Linked DNA regions of Homo sapiens: regions 1, 2 and 3 are each linked to region 4. A link is a loop called in an ENCODE intact Hi-C map of the cell type or tissue named here. Cell type or tissue: PC-9. All regions are shown on one strand.

The links. A loop is a pair of places that touch in the nucleus more often than their neighbours do. Peaks named below come from ENCODE experiments on the same cell type or tissue, not always from the same donor. Only the 100,000 strongest peaks of a DNase experiment are listed, where the experiment ranks them.
Region 1: it touches region 4 in a loop (22-fold over the local background); 8 of 110 quality-filtered maps call a loop at or near these places.
Region 2: a loop joins it to region 4, with 24 times the contacts of the local background. A loop is called at or near these places in 5 of 110 quality-filtered maps.
Region 3: it touches region 4 in a loop (7-fold over the local background); 7 of 110 quality-filtered maps call a loop at or near these places.

What each region holds. Positions count from the first base shown.
Region 1 is chrX:151,748,014-151,753,013 of GRCh38, reverse strand. No RefSeq gene overlaps it. Among named protein-coding and RNA genes, the nearest start is that of CNGA2, 16 kb to the right of the region's middle. In PC-9, CTCF peaks have their summits at 2,860 and 3,061 (motif pointing left); no DNase peak of the experiment used is centred here.
Region 2 is chrX:151,148,877-151,153,876 of GRCh38, reverse strand. No RefSeq gene overlaps it. Among named protein-coding and RNA genes, the nearest start is that of MIR4330, 17 kb to the left of the region's middle. In PC-9, CTCF peaks have their summits at 537, 1,811 and 2,015 (motif pointing left); DNase peaks (open chromatin) are centred at 606 and 2,026; H3K27me3 peaks cover 1,561 bases.
Region 3 is chrX:152,633,819-152,638,818 of GRCh38, reverse strand. It overlaps GABRQ (gamma-aminobutyric acid type A receptor subunit theta), which reads right to left and starts at 924. Exons shown (of 9, transcript NM_018558.4): 1 at 468-924. The coding sequence starts at 616. It overlaps MAGEA3-DT (MAGEA3 divergent transcript), which reads left to right. Exons shown (of 5, transcript XR_938525.3): 4 at 2,832-2,937. In PC-9, CTCF peaks have their summits at 2,496 and 2,696 (motif pointing right); a DNase peak (open chromatin) is centred at 2,728.
Region 4 is chrX:152,923,356-152,928,355 of GRCh38, reverse strand. All of the region lies in intron 12 of ZNF185 (zinc finger protein 185 with LIM domain), which reads right to left. It overlaps LOC124905237 (a long non-coding RNA gene), which reads left to right and starts at 1,198. Exons shown (of 2, transcript XR_007068368.1): 1 at 1,198-1,437; 2 at 1,657-3,007. In PC-9, a CTCF peak has its summit at 1,944 (motif pointing right); a DNase peak (open chromatin) is centred at 1,915.

The sequences.
Region 1 (5,000 bases), 1.2 Mb after region 4:
CTCCAGGAAGAAGTTGGAGGCACTTGGATATGGCACAAACCCAGGTTATGAAACCCAGTTGGCACTTAAATGACCTAACAACAAATTGCCCAATTTAATTTGCTTACCCGATTCAATAAAGGAGAAACAAGAAACCCAATCTAATTAAAAACATTGATCCGTAGAAACTGGCAACTCCAAAGTCCTGGCTGGAAGTTTGAGCTTAGACAAACTTGAATGATGCAAGTGTACAAGCTGAGGTAAGACGAATCTATCCTCTGACTCCCCAGGAGGGCTGCAAACGGCCTGCGAACTTCCTTTCTTAAAATAAGTGGGAAACTGAACCCAAAAGGGAAAGAAATTTGTTCAGTTCACCACTGAGATCACTTTAACTCCAGGATCTGTAGAGCCCAGGAGAGAGTTAGGTTCATGCTCCACTGAACCCCCTCCTGGCCACAGACTGAGGCCATTGGTCTTGCTCTTCAACACTCTTGCTCACTTGGCTTGTGGGACCTGGCATCTCATCCTGCTTGCCCATCGAGCTCCTCTGCATCTTTCAAGACCCTGGGCAAATATCACGTTCCAGGGACAAATCTGTCCAAAGAAGACAAGACAGAAGCTTGCTGAGGCCCCCTTAGCACTGCCCAGTTTGAGTCATGTGAATATGCAGTTAGGCTGGCAGTGCTGGGAAAGAGCAGGGTCTTCCTCAAGCCTAGGGAAGCCAAGGAAAGAGGCTCTATTGGATACTGTCCTCTTCCCCAGCTACCCTACTGTGCTATGTTCCAGATTTCCAGGAATAGAATAGTCCAAGTCCCCAGAAAATGGGAGTGGAACAGGACCAAGCTTAGGTTACAGGGCTCCCAGGCCAGTGTTCCTACGGGCCCTCTCTAAGCGTGGCCTTGGTCCCAGCCACAGCATTGAGTCCCTTTTGGACCTGGGCTTAGCAAACATTTTATCTAGAAAGGCATCTTCATCACCCTCCCCGTCAGGCTAACTGTAACTGGCTTGGTTTCAGGTCCTAAATCAGGGCTAGATTGTCCTTCCAGGGAAATGTCTGCCTCAGAGAGAAGCAAAATCACTTAGTTCTTGGCAGCTCAGTCTCTGCCAGGGGGAAGTTGACCTGCCACTGAACCCACAGCCAGTATGGCACACCACTCCTCCTGCTGGGGCCAGCTGGTACCCCATGCCTGCCTACCCCAGCTCCCTGTTCAACTGGGGAGCTCTACCTCAGCAGAGCTCCCTGGGGACCAAGTCCACACCCACTCTCCTCCTCCACACACATACCCTCTTGCAAGTAGCTTTGGCTATAGGAGGGTAGCATGAATCTCACACAGCCCCATCCTCCAGGAGCAAGGAAGGGGGAAAGCCACAAATACAGATGATAGCTGAGTCACACTTGTTTATAGGGGATCAAAGAAGGCTTTGGGAGGGAGGTGACATTAGAGGTGACTTTGAAGGATTAGAGGAATGTTGCAGACAGATGTAGGGATAGAAGTAGGTGTAAGCCGAGTTTCTCGTGGGACAGCTCCAGTTGGGTTACGGAATACCAAGGAGTTTTGTGTGAGCAAAACCTGCAGGGCTATGAGGATGGGCAGAGAGAAGCAGCTAAGGATATGGGGTTTAGTCCATTAGAGAAAAAAGAGGAGGCCAGCCCCTAAGAAGTTCCCAGTATTGGGCATGTACAGAACACTGAGGTACCAGTAGCTGCTCTAGGTGCTACAGATGTAGTGGGGGCCAGCACAAAGGTCTATCTCAGGGAGCTGACATTCTAATTGGGGAAACAAGCAATAAACAAGGAAACCAATGAACAAGAAGATTGTGGAGGGTGCTAAGTGCTGTTAGGAAAACCTCACAGGGTGCCGAGATCAGCATGACTGGGAGGCTGGGGGCTCTTTTCATTGTGGAGTCCTGAGGACAAGAAGCCAGTCACAGAAGTTCCAGAGGAAAAGAGAGCAACACATAAAGACAGCAAGCGCAAGGCTGCCAAGGGACAGAGAAGCTGGGTGTGTCTGAGGAACTCAGAGGAGACTGGAGGACCTGACTCCAGAAGAGGCCAGGAGAGAAAGCAGGTGAGGCCAAGGATGCTGGCGGGCGCTGTGCAACAGGACCTGGAGACCAAGCCATGAGTTTGAATTTTATTATAAGAGTAATGGAAGACCCCAAAAGAATGTAAGCAGAATGAGACATGACTTTCATTGCTTTTGACTACTCTGCTGGCTAGATGGAGAGTGGGTTGGAGGGGAGGGAGCAAAGGTGGAAACAGGGACACCAGTCTGGAGGCGACTGCAGTCATCCAGGAGAGAGCCCTGCACGAGGGCGGGAGTGGCGGAGGTGGGAGAGGTGCATGGATTCTAACTGGACTTTGAAAAGTTATGCAGACAGGGTATTTTCTGGCTGATTGGATGCAGTGGATGAAGAAAAGAGAAGGATCCAGGATTACATCAGGAGCTTTGGCCTGAGCAACCTGAAGGACAGACGTGCCATGACCAACATGGGAAGATGAGCAGGTTCTCTAGGAAACACCAAAGGGTGAGTTATGGTGGTGTTACTTTTCAAATACCATGGTGGCATCAAGTAGGTATTTGGCTAAATGTACACAATCATCTGTGTACTACCTTCATGTGACACTGGAACAATTATTTATATAATAATTTTATTTATGTCAATTTTAAGTAGGCTGACATTAGCTCCATGCTAACCAATCTTATCCATAACATCAAGGGTTTTTTAGACTTCTAGTATTTTTTTTTTTTTCTGAATACAATAAGTAATGACAACCATAGTGCTCAAGTCTCCCTGTAATTCCACCCTGACATTCTCTCCTTCCCCAGTCTCCAGCAGAGTCTGGGTACCTAGCATGAAGAAACTTGTACTGGGCATTGGCCTTGACACCCAGGAACCTCTGAGGGCCTTCAAAGGGACCACAGTGGGGCACAATGGGAAAGAGACCTTGTCCAATAGCTCTGCAAGGCCCCGGGGGGCAGCCACCTAACTGCCTCAACCGGCCCTGCTCAGTCCTCTGCTGGGTGGAGGGTTCGCAGAGTGGAGCCCACCACCCTTTCCTGAGGTTCATGCGCCCTCTGGTGGTAGGGTTCCCCATCTCTGTGCACTGGGGGCTTCCTTGTTTCCAGGCTAAACAGAAGACAGAGACCCTCTGCCTCGGATTCACCGAAGGGAGGGGATAAATGGTCAGACTAACTTTAAGCTCCAGACCAAGGAATAGATGCTTCTGAGGCTTGGACTCAGGCTGGGCTGGCCAGGCAAGGACCACCACAGGTCACACCAAAAGAAGAAGGAGTGTGGTGCGCAGGAGAGGGGACTTTTGTTTTGTATAGAAGGTCACCAATGCAGAGAAAAGCAATTGATGGCCATATGCAAATAGAGCAATTTACCTTCAATGGGTATTTTCAAATGAAAATAAAAAACATTCCAATTTAAACATTTTAAAATCAAGAGCAGGAAACATCAGGCTGTGCTGAATAAATCCAACACATAATGGAAAACGTACTTCAGTTCCTATATTACAGCCAGTTATAGGAGAGAGGCGGGGGCGGCGGCCAGCAACAGACAGGAGAGTCACGCTCTTACAGAGAAAACAACCGGAGAGAGGGTGGGTGAGGGGCTGGCCAGAGACAGACACTGCCTAGGCTGACATCCAGATCCTCACACAGGCACACGCGCACAAACACACACACACACACACACACACACACACACACACACGACAAGCTGCACAGATATTCCTTCTGTTGTTCCTTCATCCTTTTCTCAATGAACAAACTGTCTTTAGATGAGAATATATTATTGCTAAACAGACACTTGCAGACCAGTGTGCAAGGGAGTCTCACATAGAAAGCTGTGGCAGGACTCGGAGAAGGGGCCTGTGAATTTCATCTCAGAAGAAAAAGTGGCAGAAAAGGGTAATCCAGGCAGAGGGAACAGCATGAGAAAATACCTGAAAGCATTCCAAGACCTGAACACTAACTTCTCAAAAAGGAAGTTTTCATCACCTCTAAAAATGAATTCAATGTAATTTTATTAAGAGCAGGAAATCTAGACCTTCCTCTAATGACAATCCAATAGTCCACCCTCGCTGTTGTCAAAAAAAAAAAAAAGTTCAACCCCAAAATTAACAGTAATTAGCCTGAGATATTGTAAATGTGGCTCTATAGTCTGAAATTTAATGGCATCTTTTGTCAAAAATAGTCTTTTTTCCACTTTAGTCTCATGACTACAATACTATAGTGCTATCCCTATAGTATTTACTACAGTACAGTCATCAAAAATATCTGAAAAAAACTCTTAGACCTTGTGAAATAGTGCATCCATCCACTTCTATAAAATTAGGAGCCACGCAAAGATCTAACAGAGTGCTGCTTGCCCAGATCCAGAACAGAGAAAGTTAGTGTTAAGGACTTGGAATGTGAACACATTGTTTGTAGTGCTATCCATTCCTCTCCTGAGATTTTCACTTACTACTGGAAATCCTTAACCAATTATAATAGCTTTTCTCTCTTTATTTTCAAAATGACTTCCTTTGCTTTGCTTAGACACTCTGTGCTCTCTTTTTTTTGGGGGGTGGGGGGAGCGGGTAACCATAGTTCATCTAAATGCAGCTTTTTCTGAACCTTAAAGATAGAATCCCGTTTTTAATGAACTGAAGTAGCAAAATCACCTTTTTCATTATTTTGGGAAATAGCTATTGCCAAAGTGAAGGTGTAGATAATGCCTAGTCTTGTTACATAATGGGGATGTGGTTTGCAGAATTTTCTTTATAAAATTGTAGTTTCAAGGGATGTCAGTGTTTATGCCACTTTTCCAGTTCCAAAATGATTCCATTCCATTGTAGAAATTTGAAGTATGTAACTTGAAATCCTTAATAAAATTTGGATTTAATTTTATTTAAAAAATAAAAGAAAATACCTGAAAGCTGAAGAGAACATAGACATTCGAGACATGGCAAAAAGTTATGAGAGAGTGGGCCCAAGGATATCTGGGGAAAAGAAAACTGGAAGAGGGTG
Region 2 (5,000 bases), 1.8 Mb after region 4:
CTCTCTGAGATGTGTGCCTCTGGCACTCTCCGCAAAAGATGGAACGGACCACTGGGAAAAGACTTCCTTTGAAGCATTTGAAATCCTCTATCCTCCCACCCCCCACCCATTGTAGTCCCGCCCTGTTCTCCAGTAGAAATGTTGTTGCTCCTCCAAATGCAGTCATTCTGTGTGCCAATTATTCCTAACATGGTTTCTATGTTCACATTTTCTCAGGATTAAAAACGTGTCCGAGAAAAGCAGAGGTTTTTAATCCATGGCCACGATCTGTTCAGCAGCAGCAGACCCCCTGAATGCCACATTTCGTGCATCTGCAGTTTTCTGATTCTCAACAGAGTTCACAATTCCCAAATGCTTAAAAGTTCATCTTTAAGTGATCTGAGAAGGTACCTGAGGGACCAGTGGCCTGTTATTTTGGGCAGAAGCCCAGGAGGGGTTAGCAGCCAAGTTTAGTCACACCTGAAAACGTTTGAACAGCCCCCAATCTACATCAGGGCACCCCCAATGATGCAAATGGAAAATAACTGAGCAAATGAGTCCACTAGTTAAACAACAGCACCCCCAGCGTGTAGAACGGCGCAAGCAATGCAAAGAGGAATTCCGCCGCAGGCAGTTAGGATGGATGGCTGGGGATGCTGGAGCCCCGGAAAAGTACTGGTTTCCAGCCAGCACTAGCAGTGATTCACCATGAGGTGACCAATGATGCCTAACTTCTACCAACCTCCCAGCGTATATTCAAGGGCTTTCTGCTGCATATTGGAGTCGGGAGAACTCTAGACCAGAAATCAGAACTCTGGAATTCAAGTACTGGCTCTGCCTTTAACTAGCCCTGTGATTCCGGGCAAATCACTTCACTCCTTAGGGCCTTTATTCTAATGTAAAGCATTGCTTCCAAGCCTTAATGGATATCCCTTAGTTTTCTTATTCTGACATCTATCCACTCCTTTATTTTTTTTTCATGTTTCCATAAATGTTTCTTGAGTCACTAATATATGCCAGTAATTAGGTGCCCAAGACCCTGGTTACCGTCTCCATGCTCATGCTGAATTTATGGATTCAAATTTTTCTCCTTATCCTCTTTCCAGACAGGAGAGGTCTAATTAGGCTAACTCCTTGCATACGAAAAATTCCAAGGCCAGGTGAGGTGGCTCATGCCTGTAATCCTAACACTTGGGGAGGCCAATGTGGGAGGATCACTTGAGTGCAGGAGTTTGAGACCAGCCTGGGTAACATAGTAAGACACTGTCTCTACAAAAGATTAAAAAAAAAAAAATAGCTGGGCATGGTGGCGCACGCCTGTAGTCCCAGCTACTTGGGAAGCTGAAGTAGGAGGATCACTTGAGCCTGGGAAGTTGAGAACACAGTGACAGCACCACTGCACTCCAGCCTAGGTGACAGAGTGAGACCCTGTCTCAAAAAAAAAAAAAAAAAAAAAAAATTCCAGCCCCCATCACTACCCCTGCTCTCCCTGTGCTCTTGCTAGACATTGTCATACCTACCTGCCTCAATATACAAATGAAGAGGCCAAGATCCGGATACAGGTAGAGACTTGTCCCAGGATGATCCAGTGGGTCACTTCTCACAGTTCCTGGGTGCACCCCCAGAGAAGCTTTGAAGCACATGGAATTGTTGGGGAATCCATTTCTCTGATTTTAAATCTGTATAATGGACCTTAGAGAAACTTTCAGCCTGAAGAGGAATACCCAGTGACCCAGACCTCCTTCCTCAGCGACCACTGGCGAAGAGGAAATAAAATAGGTTAGCCCTGGTGCTAGGAGGTATCCCGGGAAGCCAGGCTGAATCATTCTGAGAGTGGGGATAGGAGCGGAAAGAAATTTGGCCTTTGAAATGGATAGGTCTGGTACTGCAGAGATGGGGGAACAGGCCACCTGGGGCCCTGTGGCAGGGCAAGCCCGGGCTGCAACTAAAGAACTAAGATCCAGCAAGATTCCATCTTAGAGCTGGTGCAAACTGAGGCAATCGGTAAGGGAGAGTATGTCATTCTCAGTGAAAGAGCGCCCTCTAGTGTCCGTAAGAGACCTTGGCACCACTGAAGAATTTGGAAAGAATAAGAAGTACACAATCTCAGTAACCAGATGAGACTCAACTTGCTACCTTTCCTTGATTGTAGCCAAATTTTTCCTCCAACACATAGATACTTTCAAGTAATGAAAAGCAATTAGTCATGAGGTGAATTTGTGGATTTCCAGGAATTATAAGCATAGGTCTGAGTCTGAAGCCTGAAGGAGCACAGACAGCACCCATGGGCCAAACCTATGCTCTGGAATATTCTTCATGGTGTAGGTGTCTTGCACACGTGTGCATGTCATTTTTCTTTACAATGTAATTTTTAATATTTTTTTAGAAAATTGATTTATACTTATTTCAAAAAGCTTGGAAAACATAAAAGTAAATCTCTGGCCTTGAAGAAGTAACAGAATCTGGAATTACTCTTCCACCATAAGCAACTGGAAGTTGGATACAACATACGAAAGAACTAATTTTAGGCACTAGACAAGAGGCAACACGCATGGCATCACAGATAAAGAAAGAAATGAGGTAAGCCCAAACCTTGGAGCATGGAGGAGTGACTCAAGCAGAGCAAAGAAGTTTCCCTGAGTTGAAGAATTGGAGATTAAAGTTCAAGGAGGCTGAAGTAGCTAAAATGTGCGGGACAGAGTACCAGAGATGAGGCAACTGCATGGAGAAAGAACTCCAGAAATCTGACATGGGCTCTCCTTAGGTCTTTACTGAGTACTAGAGTGAGCAAAGAACAACTGGGAAGTTTTAAAAGAACTATGCTCAGAACTCACACAAGACTAGCAGACATTCAAACTCTGGCCCAGAGGAGTAAAGAATCCTCAGTAGTTATCTATGTCATTCAATGGAGACCCCAGAGGGATCATACATTAGTAATAAATCTGAGGTATCCCCAGAGAAAAGGCTACTCTGGACCTCCTCCAGCAAAGCTTAAAAACAAAACTTAAAGAGACAAAACAGAGTGACAGACAACTTGCTTCTCTGTCAAAACAAAGTCCCACAGTCTTTGAAGAAGATAAAATCCACTCAATGATGTAACATTGACAGTGTCCAGAATCCAATCAAAAAATTGTCAGATACACTAAGAAGCAATAAAATGTGAGCCAAATGGAACTTCCAGTGCAGAAAAATATAGTACCTGAAATGAAAATTGCACTGGATAGGAGTAACACTAATTAGACTTTACAGAAGAAAAGGTTAGTAAACTTCAAAACATAACAATTAAATCTATATGAAATGAAGATTGAAAATAATAAACAGAATCTCAGTGATCTAGGGGACTCAGAAGGGGGTGCAGAAAAAATATTCAAAGAAATAATGGCCAAAATTTTTCAAAATTTACTGTAAGCTATAAACCCACAGATCAAAAGCTCAACAAACTCCAAGAAGACTAAACATGTAGAAAACCACAAGGCACATAAAAATTAAATTGTTGAAAAGGAATAAAGCTGGAGACATCACACTATGACTTCAAAATACACTACAAAGCTATAGTAACAAAAACTGCATAGTACTGGCATAAAAACAGACACATAGACCAATAGAACAGAACCCAGAAATAAATTCATGTACTTACATCCAACTGATTTTCAACAAAGATGCCAAGAACATTCAATAGGAAAATGATGTCTCTTCAATGAATGGTGCTGAGAAAACTGGCTATCTGTATGCAGAAAAATGAAACTAGACCCCTATATCTCACCACATAAAAAAATCAAAATAGATTAAATACTTAAATGTAAAGCCTGAAACTATGAAACTACCAGAAGAAAACATTGGAGAAATACTTCAGGACATTGGTCTGGGCAAAGATTTTGGGGTAAGACCTCAAAAACACAGGTAACAAAAACAAAAATAAACAAATGGGGCTTAAACTAAAAAAGTTCTGAACAGCAAATGAAAGTAGAGACAACCTGTTGAATGGGATAAAATATTTTCAAAATATGCACCTGATATGGGAATAATAATGTCCAGAAAGTACAAGGAACTCAAATCAACAGGAAACAAACAAACAAACAAACAAGTAATCCATTAAAAAGTGGTCAAAGGACATGAATAGATATTTCTCAGAAGAAGATATACAAATGGACAACAGATATATGAAAAATGCTCAACATCACTAATCATCAGAAGAAATGCGAATCAAAACCGTCATGAGATGTCATCTTACCCCATTCTTAATAGCTACTATTAAAAAGACAAAAAATAACAGACATCGGAGAGAATGTGGAAAAAGGGGAACTTGTATACATTGTTGCTGGGAATGTAAACTAAAACAGCCACTATGGAAAACATTATGAAGGCTTCTCGAAAAATGAAAAATAGAATTACTATTTTGATCCAGCAATCCCACTACTGGGTATTTACCCAAAGGAAAAGAAATTAATATATCAAAGGGATTGCAGCACTATTCACAAGAGCAAAGACATGGAATCAACCTAAATGTCCACTAATGAATAAATGGATAAAGAAAATGTGGTACATATACACAATAGAATACTATTTGGCTATAAAAAGAATGAAATCTTCTCATTTGTAGCATCATGGATGGAACTGGAGGTCATTATCTTAAGTGAAATAACCCAGGGACAATAAGACAAATATCACATCTGGGAGCTAACTTTGATCATATGGAGGTGGAGAGTGGAAAGAGGGATAACAGAGACTGGTAAGGGTGAGTCGGGGGAGAAGGGAGGCTGAAGAAAAGTAGGTGGCTGTGTCCCCACCCAAAATCTCATCTTGAATTTTAATCCACACATGTCAAGGAGGGACCAGGTGGAGGTAATCAGATCATGGAGGAGGTTTCCCCCATGCTGTTCTCGTGATAGTGAGTGAGTCTCACGAGATCTGATGGTTTTATAAGAGTCTGGCCTTACCCCTGCTTGCACTCACTCCATCCTGCTGCCCTGTGAAGAAGGCGCCTGCTTTTCCTTTGCCTTCTGTCATGATTGTAACTTTCC
Region 3 (5,000 bases), 290 kb after region 4:
GCGCGCGCCTCAGGAAATGGACTAAAATGTAGACTCAAACAGGTGTCTCTCCTGTCTATGTTTTGTGAATTGCCCGTCATCCTGTACCCTCCTCCCCAATCCCACAGGTGCCAAAGCTGGGGAAAGCTGCCGGGAACCTTAAATCCTTGGGGATGGATGGACAGATCCTGGGACGAGGGCGACCCCCGCCCCCACCCCTCGGGCTGCGGTTTAGGCACACGCAGGGCTCAGTCAAGCTCCGCAGTAACAGGTGGGCGGAAGCACAGGGCTCCATTTCAACACCCCACTCCCACCTTACCCCTTCTAGGGGCCAACAGGCAGGGCCCGGGCGCCAGGGCTCAGCGAGCCCGGGTCCGAGTACCCCCCAGCCCGAGTCGCCCCCAGCCCGCTCCGTCCAAGAGGCCAGAGGTCGTCTGCCCGTCTCCATTCCCGTCCCCGCCGTGCCTAGCCTGGCGGTGCCCGCTTACCAGTTGAAGAGGTTCAGGACGACTTCGGGCACAGCAGAGGAGAACTCGAAGTGGAATTTCGGGATGGGACTGGGGTAGTTGCCCTCCGCGAGCCAGGTCCTGATGAGCAGCAGGATCACTGCGGCTCGCAGCATGCCTCGGATGCCCATGGCCGGGGCGTTCTGGGCGCCTGAGGGCGCGGGAGACGGGGCCGCGAAAAGGAACAGAGGTGGGGTGGGAGAGTGGGTGACTACTGGGGCCGGGGAAGGCGGGATTGCTGGCCCTTCCCCAAAGAGTCGCCTCTAAGGAGAGAGCAGCGAGGGCAAGGGAAGTAGGGGGTGCGGGGGTCGGCCCGGATACCGGAGATGAGAGCCCGGGAGGAGCAACCACCCAGCAGCTCTGCTGGACGCAGCTCCCCCCAGGGCCCGCCCGGCAGCTGCGAGGTGCGCTCCGTCTGCGGCCGCTCCTGGCTGCGACTGGGCACAGATCCCAGCTCGCTGCTGGCTCCGCCCACTCCGACGGCATCGCAGGCCCAGCCAATCGGACAGCTGCCAGGAGCCGCACAAAAAGGCGCGCGCTCCTGCCTCCGCCCGTAGCCTGCGCGCCGCCCGGCCCCCGCCCCTTCAGGCTTCTGCAGTCATCCCCCGGCCATCTCCAGACACAGGCAGGGCGGGGCCGGGCTGGGGGAGGGGGAGGAGGGCTGGCTCCTTGGGGGCTGGGCCAGGAATCCGCCTCAAGGGGCACTGGGTCCTGTCTCTTCTCTGCAAAATGCGAAATGTGTGTTTTTCTTGGAAGAAAGGGCCTGTGCCCGAGAGTTGTATTTGATGGTGAAGGGAGTGTGGTAATTTGACCGCCATGGCTGAATCTGCATTCTGAAAGACTTGGACAATTTTGGGCGTCAGGAGGTACCCAACGGCTGGTGACTCCGTACCCTTGAGCCTCCAGTAACCCCGCGTGCCTTGTCTCTGGATAAGGTCAAGGAGGATCCTAATGGGTTTTGTTACAGGGCTCTGGCCACAGCAGGACTGCTCCTCCCTCAGGATGGACATTGGGCTACAGGAGCCCAAGAGTTGCTTAAGACTTAAATTTCCTAGAGTGCTCTTCACCCCAACTTTGGGTACTCAGGAAAAAGACTCAAGGAACTGGAAGGGCTCACCAACTGGGGTCTCTCTGAGATGTGGTTGTGTCTCATCAGCCAGGGGATGCAGAATGAAGGTTCATGGCTGACACCATAGAAGGGGAAAAAAAGGCCAAGGTCAGTGTTTGGGGTGTTCAAGGGAGTTAGGCACTGGAGACCAGGGTATGCCAATGTTCCTGGGTTCTGACCCCATCATATGGAAAAGCCTGACATCTTGACTAGAGGGCTCTTATTCTTTCCACTACCTCAGACTCTGCCCCTATGGGACAGAAAAATCGTGGAGGATAAGAAATGCCTCCACCCAATTTCCTATGTCCTTCCTATCCCATGACAAAGCAAGTTCAGAAAGCTTAGAAAGTGGCCTCACCAGAGCCCATAGGGCAAATGGGTAATCAACAAACAGAGCTGCCATGTTCACCGGCATGCCACCTCCCACATCACACCATTGAGAAGAGTTGAAATCAAAACGGATTTCAGGTTTACTTTTGGTTACCTAGAACATTCACTGAGAAACACAACATCTCCCCCTTTTTTTCCCCTCAGTATTTGATGAAATGAGTTGAGATTGCTGGTGCCCAGCAAAGCATGACTTACCTGGTAGGCCAAGCAGTTTTGCACAGCTGAGGGTTTAACTCTTTTACCACTCCCCCTTTAAAATCATTTTAGAACCATACTTTTATGAAAAATGTCTCTCATAGTTTCCTGCCTTCTTTTAATGAGCAGAACACCCTCACACCTTTCTTTCCCATCTCCCCTCTTTCCCTGGCCATTGCAGTAAGAAAAAAGGATGATGGGACCCATTTGTCAGGATCACATATGAGAGCAGATTAAACCCACCTCTACTGCTACCAGTCCTGTCCCATCACCTCTGGTCACACAGACGTCCTTGTAGAGAAAATCCTTGTTTGCCAAAAATGTTAGAGCCATTCCGGGGCATTTTGTCCAGCCACCTCGGTTGTAATGTAGGGAAACTGAAGCCCAGAGAAGAAAAAGGGATTGGCCCAAGGTCACACAGTAGCAGAGGCCAAAACTAAAAACCACATTTCCAGGTCTGCTTACTTCGAGAAGAGTGCGTTTTCAGTCTAAGTCAGCTTTGACTGGAAGTTCTAGCAACCACCAGCAGGTGGGAGCAGATTTGTTTGAATGTGGGATGTTCCCAGCACTGAGGAATCAAATTCCACAGGCAATTGGTCTGGTCGCTCATTTGTTAGGGGAAACAAGCCTGAAGCCTGAAATTTTGTTCTTAGGTACCCTTGTGACTATGAAGATTGACAAAAAGTTGACGGCAACGATGAATTCTCTTCCAGAACTTACATCCCAGAAGGCCCTCCCCTACTTCGGGTCTCCCTAGAGGTAATGCTTCATTGAAATTTCTGACTCACAAGAAAAGGATAGCCAAAATACAAGAAATACAAAAATGCCATTATAATTTGTACTTATTGAGCGTTTGCCTAGTTAATTTATTATAATATCCATAAAGATCTAGATTGAATAAGCTTAAACCTGAATATGGGATAATGGTGTAGGACAAAGAACACTCATCTGGAAGTTAGCCCATCTGTGTTCTGACCCAGCTCTGCACACGACAGTGAATATTCCAGTTTGGCTAAAGGGTAGAGTAAGTTTGGAGGTAAGACAACAGGTGAGATAGGTAAGAGGTGAGAGATTAGGCAGAACCTGACTTTGTAAGCAACACACACTCAGTGTACAATAAATTCTTGTGTAATGAATGAGGCAAGAGAAAGAATCTGGGTCCTAATTTTCTAAAATAAAAAATTGTATTTTATTTTAGAGTCAACAGTAATCTTCTGAAGGATTTGTGCAAGGGAATGATACAATCAGAGTGGCACCTTCGCACTGAAGGAAAAACTGGGAGGGAGAGGGACTGGGGGCAAGAAGAGCACACATCTCCTTCTGGTAATGGCCAGCTAGGTAACTTGGACTAGCTGTTCCAGTGAGGACAATGAAACAAACTGGCTGAATGTAGAAAGAAATAATTGTCATAAAGAACTGAGAGATACTGAGGCTAAAATCCGGAAGAAGACAAGAACCCAGGGGGGAAAGCCCAGCACTAGAATCCTCTTTTGTCCTGATGGCTTCTACTGAATCTGGAAGAGAGTTATGAAATTGAGCTGCAGTTTTGGTGGCATCATAAGGAAAAAAGTGAAAGCTCAAGGCCCAAGGAAGTAGCGGATTTGATTAGCATTCTTGTCACTCTCAGCTGAGACCCTGAGTGGCTACCCCTTTGGGTTAATGGTGACCTATAAGTAACCAGCCCTTGTGTGGTCTTGTAAACCTAGATACTCATCATATGGGCAGTCCAAGGAACCTAAAGCCCTGATCTTGGATTAAAGTGGCCTTGGACAAGTAGTATCCTCAGGCATTTGAAAATACCCCAGCAAATGAAAAGACTCTGCTGGAAGGTATTATCATATTGGGCCTAGAATCATTTGTACAATAATTTTTCAAAAATATGTCAGCGTATAGTCAAAGATAACTTGGCATAAAAGGAAACACATAGACCATGACAGCCAGTAGACAACAAAAACAAACTCTCAAAGACTTCACGTATCAGAGTTACGTGACAAAGACTACAATAACTATGGTTCACTTTATTCCAAAAAATTAAAAATAAGTTTGAAAATATCTGTAAGGAACAGAAAATCATAAAGACTAATAGAGCTATTTTGAAAAAAATCAAGGTGAAAAACTAAACTATAACTAGTGTAGTTATACTAAAGACTATAACAATGAAACTTGAGAATTTAATGGATGGGTTTAAGAGAAGGCTAAACACAACTAAAAAGAGAATTATTGAATTGGAAGATAGGTTATAAGAAATTGCCCAGAGTTCTGTCTGGAGAAACAAATTATTTGGAAAAATAAAAAAGGGAGGATGAGAGACTCAATTAGTAGAGTGAGAAGGTCTGCCATATATTTAATTGAAGTCCCAGTTGAAGATGACGGCTGTAAATTTGAATTCACAGATTCAAAAAGCCCAATAAGTCATAGGCAAGATAAATTAAAAGAAATCTACTCCTAGACACGTTGTAGTGAAAGTAAAGAAAGCCAGAAGCAAAGAAGGCTATATTACTGGTCCAATTAAAAATAATGAGTTCCTGACCTAGAGCAAGAACAGGAGAGACTGAGACTAGGGGATGGAAGTTAGACCCTGGACTTTAGAATGCTTTTACTCATTTTTTTCCATGCTGAAAAAGGCACTTGTTAGAACAACCTGACACCTATGAGCCCTCCCTAGTTGTCATGCTTGGAAGGCCATTGTTCTATCGGTGTGTGTCCGTCATCTCATGGGCCATCAAAGAGGCAAATATTTTCCATGGGTGTGAAATGCTAGTTGCTGCTGAGGTCTAAGGCTGGAGAAATGTGCTTATATATGGCTTCCTAAGAGAAACCAG
Region 4 (5,000 bases):
CTCAGGCACAGCAAGGGCCCTTCTGGGTAGAAATGAAACCTCCCAACCCGTGCTTCTACCAACCATTTGCAGGGGCAACCGCAGCCTGTGACCCCACCAGGGTATCCAAAGTGGCCATTTGTGAGGCCAGGGGTAGTTCTGCATTCATGGACTGGTGGGGACTGAGGGGTACGAGAGACTGAGAAAACCCACAGACCAAATATGGAATGAAAACCAGTGGGAGGGGATGTCGCAGACTCGGGGATGAGGACAAAGGGCCCCTTTGAGCTTTCCTCTTGCCAGCCACGCTCAGAGCCCTCCCCCAGATGACCACAGGCCACCCCGGACACACATCCCTCCAAGTCTGATGCATTCTCTGGCCGTACTGCAAGGCATGACGCCCAGCAGGCTTGGCCATGGTGTGGCCAGGGCCAGAGAGAATATAGAGCTCCCAGGCTTTCTGGGGGTGGACCCTTCACCCCAAACCAGACCTCCTTAGGTCCATGGAGCAAAGCCTAATTCCAAGCCACATTGCAGTCACTCCTGCCTTTGTCCCTGGGCCCTGGAAGTGCAGACAAGCCTGAGCCCCAGGCCTGCCCTGGTGAAGCTCTGGGCCCAGCAGGGTCAGGCAGGGGCAGAGAGGCATGGAAACTGACCTTGCTGTGCTGCAGGGCCCAGAACAGGTTTAGCCATGGGAGCAGTGGACAAGCTTCATGGAGGCATAGCCCGACCCAGGCCAGCTGAAGGGAGATCGGGGGAGGAGGAGGAGGTAGAGGCTGGCAGGGGTCCTGAATGTACAGACTAGATCTGGTATGGCAAAGGGAAGATGCAGGATGGGCTTGAAGTGGAGGTGGGGGGTTTATAGGTTCAGACTGGCACTTTAAAGAGGCCACTCAGGGGTCCCAGGAGGGGTAGGGGATGGAGTGGCCAAGGTGAAAGCAAGGAATGAGCCATGGAGGGCTGGGTCAGCGGGCTGCTCATCTCTGTCCCTCCACTTCCACCCTGGCCAGGGCCTGGAGTGCTCAAAGTGACCAGAGGGAAATGGAAGGGCTACCAAGGACAAGGCCTCTCCCATCATGAAAGCCAGGAGGGGCCCTAGACACACAGACAGCTCTGACTTCTCCCCATCTCCTCTCGTGATAACGACGATGACATCGTTGTTGAGGATGATGTCATTTATGATGACAGTATAAAACCCCTGGCTGCCTCATTTAAATCAGGTGGTGCCAGGGAACAGGGATGTCACAGGCAAGCACAACATATTTTCTCACTGGCGTTTCTGGCTCTGTCACAGAGGAAATGGGAACAAAGTGTCACCCCAGCCTGCTCCAGTGACTGATGTCAGACTAGGGCAATGTGGGCAGACACAGAGGGAAGACGGCTGCGCGAAGACAGAGGCCGAGATGGGAGTGAGGCGGGCGCAAGCCAGGAAACACCAAGGATTGCAGGCAACAAAAGGTAAGAGAAAGGTATGGAACAGATTTTCCCCCAGAGCCTTTGGAGGGAGCATGGCCCTTCCGACACCTTGATCTCAGACTTCCAGCCTCCAGAATTGTGAGAGGATAAATGCGTGTGGTTTTAAGCCACTCAGTTTCTGGTACCTTGTTACAGCAGCTCCAGTAAACTAATACAAGGGTCTCTCCTCCCCCACAACCCGCTACCCCACCATCTCCCCAGACTCTCAACCACAGACAGCTCCAGTCCAAGCTGAAGTCCAGGACCACGCTGGAAGGCTGCACACCCTTGGAAGGCACCCAAGGAAGAGAGGCAGGCATCTGCTGAAGCCTGAAGCCCAAAACTGATCACAGCCACCTGTGGGAATGCGACCAACTGTGGCCTGTGCCAAACAGTGTGTGACTCATTCTGCCAAAGAGCGAGGAGGCGGGGATGTGGGGCGAGGGGATACCTCCTTTTCACTGCCTTTGGCCACATTTCCCTCAAATGCCAGCAGGTGGAGATATTGATCTCTTCCTGTATTTGAATAAGGGCCCTGCAGCTCAGCACGCCTATGACTGGGAGCCCCCGAGGATACCAGCACCCAGGCACTGTGGTAAGTACTTCAGGTGCACGATCTCATTTAGCATTTGGGACAGCCTTGGGAAGTAGCTATTACTGCTCTCCCTATTTTATCCACGGGGAAACTGATGCATGGAGAGATGAAGAGACTTGCTCAAGGTCACACAGTCAGTCTGATGCAAAGCCAGGGTTTTGTCCTGTGCCAGAAGCTGTGCTCCTACTCCCTGCTCCCCAGACGCTCTGCCAGGCAGCATGCTGGGCAGAGCCTAGGACCGGGACCCAGGAGGCCATGCCCTGGTCAGGTGAGGCAAGCTTGACCAGTGCTTCGGGTAAAGCAGCCAGGCCTGGGGGCCGAGAAGGGGTGCATGTGTAGAACCAGTTTCTCCAAGAGAGGGTCCCTAAACTGGGTTCAGGTTGCAAGGGGGGCAAGAGTTATGAGGAGCTGACCTTTGCACTGTAGCTAAGGGAAACAGGGCAGGGCAGGGGGTGGGGAGAGGGTAGCCTCGATAGGTCTGTGCCTGGGGACAAGGCTGTGACATTCTCCTCTTCCACTCTGCCACAAACCAGCCTTTTCTGAAGTGCTGCAGGACCCTGAGTTTGATTGAGTCATTGTTCCTCACGGGCTGGGCTTCTCAGACACCAGGCAGATAGGAGCTGGGCCTGGGAGTACTGATGGTGGCTGCTTGGTCCAGTGCAGCACCTAACGTGGTAGGGTCAGAGAAGACGGCCCTCCAGGGTCAGGATCAGCCAGCAGCTTTCCTGGAAGCTGCCTGGGTGAGCTCCAAATATTGAGTGACCAGAATTGGAGGAAAGAACTATCAGAAGCATCAAGCTGAGCCTCCTGTTGGGAGCTTGCCCCGGACCCTGAATCTCTAGCCTTTATTTGTTATGGCAACCTGAGCAAACTTAAAAAGCCACCTTGCAATGACAACCATATGATGGGGATTAAACATCGAAAGGAATTTTGTGGAATAAATGTCAAAGTGCCTTTTAAATCTATAATACAGCACAATCTAATTCTCCTCCATTCTTTCTCTCTTTTTTTTCTTGTTTTAGAGACAGGGTCTTGCTCTGTCACCCAGGCTAGAGTGTAAGGGTGCGGTCACAGCTCATTGCAGCCTCAAACTCCTGGGCTCAGGCAGTCCTCCCACCTCAGCCTCCCAAGTAGCTGGGACTACAGGTGTACATCAATGCTCCCAACTAATTTTTAATTTTTATTTTTTATTTTTTTGTAGAGATGGGGTCTTGCTATGTTACCTAGGTTGGTCTCAAACTCCTGGCTTCAAGCCATCCTCCTGCCTTGGCCTCCCAAAGTGCTGGGATTACGGGCATGAGCCACCATGCCCAGCCTCCTATATTATCTTCTAAAAGGCACCTGAGGCCAAGCGCGGTGGCTCACGCCTGTAATCCCAGCACTTTGGGAGCCTGAGGTGGGCAGATCACAAGGTCAGCAGTTTGAGACCAGCCTGGCCAATATGGTGAAACCCGTCTCTACTAAAAATACAAAAATTAGCCGGGCGTGGTCGCGTGCACCTGTAATCCCAGCTACTCGGGAGGCTGAGGCAGAAGAATCGCTTGAACCCGGGAGGCGGAGGCTGCGGTGAGCCGAGATCACACCACTGTACTCGACAGAGCCTGGGCGACAGAGCGAGACTCCATCTCAAAAACAAACAAAACAAACAAACGAACAAACAGAAAGGCACCTGAAACCATTTATTGCCTTTCTTTAAAAGAGAAATAAGGAGAAATGAGAACTGTATACTGTTATGGGCTGACTTGTGCCACCCAAAATTCATATGTTGAGGTCTTAACTCCCCCATGACCTCAGAATGTTACTGCATTTGGAGATGGGGCCTTTAAAGAAGTGACTAAGTTAAAATACAGTTGTTAGGGTGGGCCCTAATCCAGTTGGACCAATGTCCTTATAAGAAGTGATTAGGGTCTGGGCGCGGTGGCTCATGCCTGCAATCCCAGCACTTTGGGAGGCTAAGGCAGGAGGATCATTTGAGTCCTAGAGTTCCAGACCAGCCTGGGCAACATGGTGAAACCCTGTCTCTACAAAAATTTAAAAAAAAAAAACTAGCTGGGTATGGTGGCCTGTGACTGTAGCCCCAGCTACTCAGGAGGCTAAGGCTGGAGGCTCTCTTGAGCCTGGAAGGTCGAGGCTGCAGTGAGTGGTGACTGTGCCACTGCACTCCAGCCTGGGCGACGGAGTGAGACTCTGTCTCAAAAAAACAGAAGTGATTAGGACGCAGGCACACACAGACAGGGATGAGCATATAAGGGCCCAGGGAGAAGATGGAGTCTACCAGCCAAGGAGAGAGACTCAAGAGGAACCAACCTTGCCGTCACCTTGATCTCACACTTCTAGCCTCCAGAAGTGGGAGATGATACGTTTCTGTGGTTTAAGCGCCCCAGGGTGTGGTACAATACTTTGTTGTGGCAGCCTTTGCCCCCATATCCCTCAATTGCCAAGTCCCCTAGATCAGGGGTCCCCAACCCCAGCCTGAGGATCAGTACCAGTCTGTGGTCTGCTGGGAATCAGGCTGCACAGTAGGAGGTAAGCTAGAGATCATTACTGCCTTAGCTCCGCCTCCTGTCAGATCAGCAGATTCTCATGAGAGCGCGAACCGTATTGTGAACTGCACATGTGAGAGATCTAGATTGTGCGCTCCTTATGAGAATCCGGTGCTTGATGATCTAAGGTGGAACAGTTTCATCCTGAAACCATCCCCTGCTCCGTCCCGTGGAAAAAGTGTCTTTCACGAAACCAATCCCTGGTGCCAAAAAGACTGGGGAGCTCTGCCCTAGATATTGCCTTGTAAAGAATTCTCAAATCTTCCTTTCCACATCTTCTATGGACCAAAGTTCTTATGGGGAGAGTCAGACAACCAGAGAAGATCAAGAGAGGGAGAGAGTGAAAAGGAGAAGCACCCTGGCAGTCTGCTGCCTGGGGCCATGGAGGGAGCTGGCCTCATGCTCCTGGCTCCCTCTGCCAGCATTTC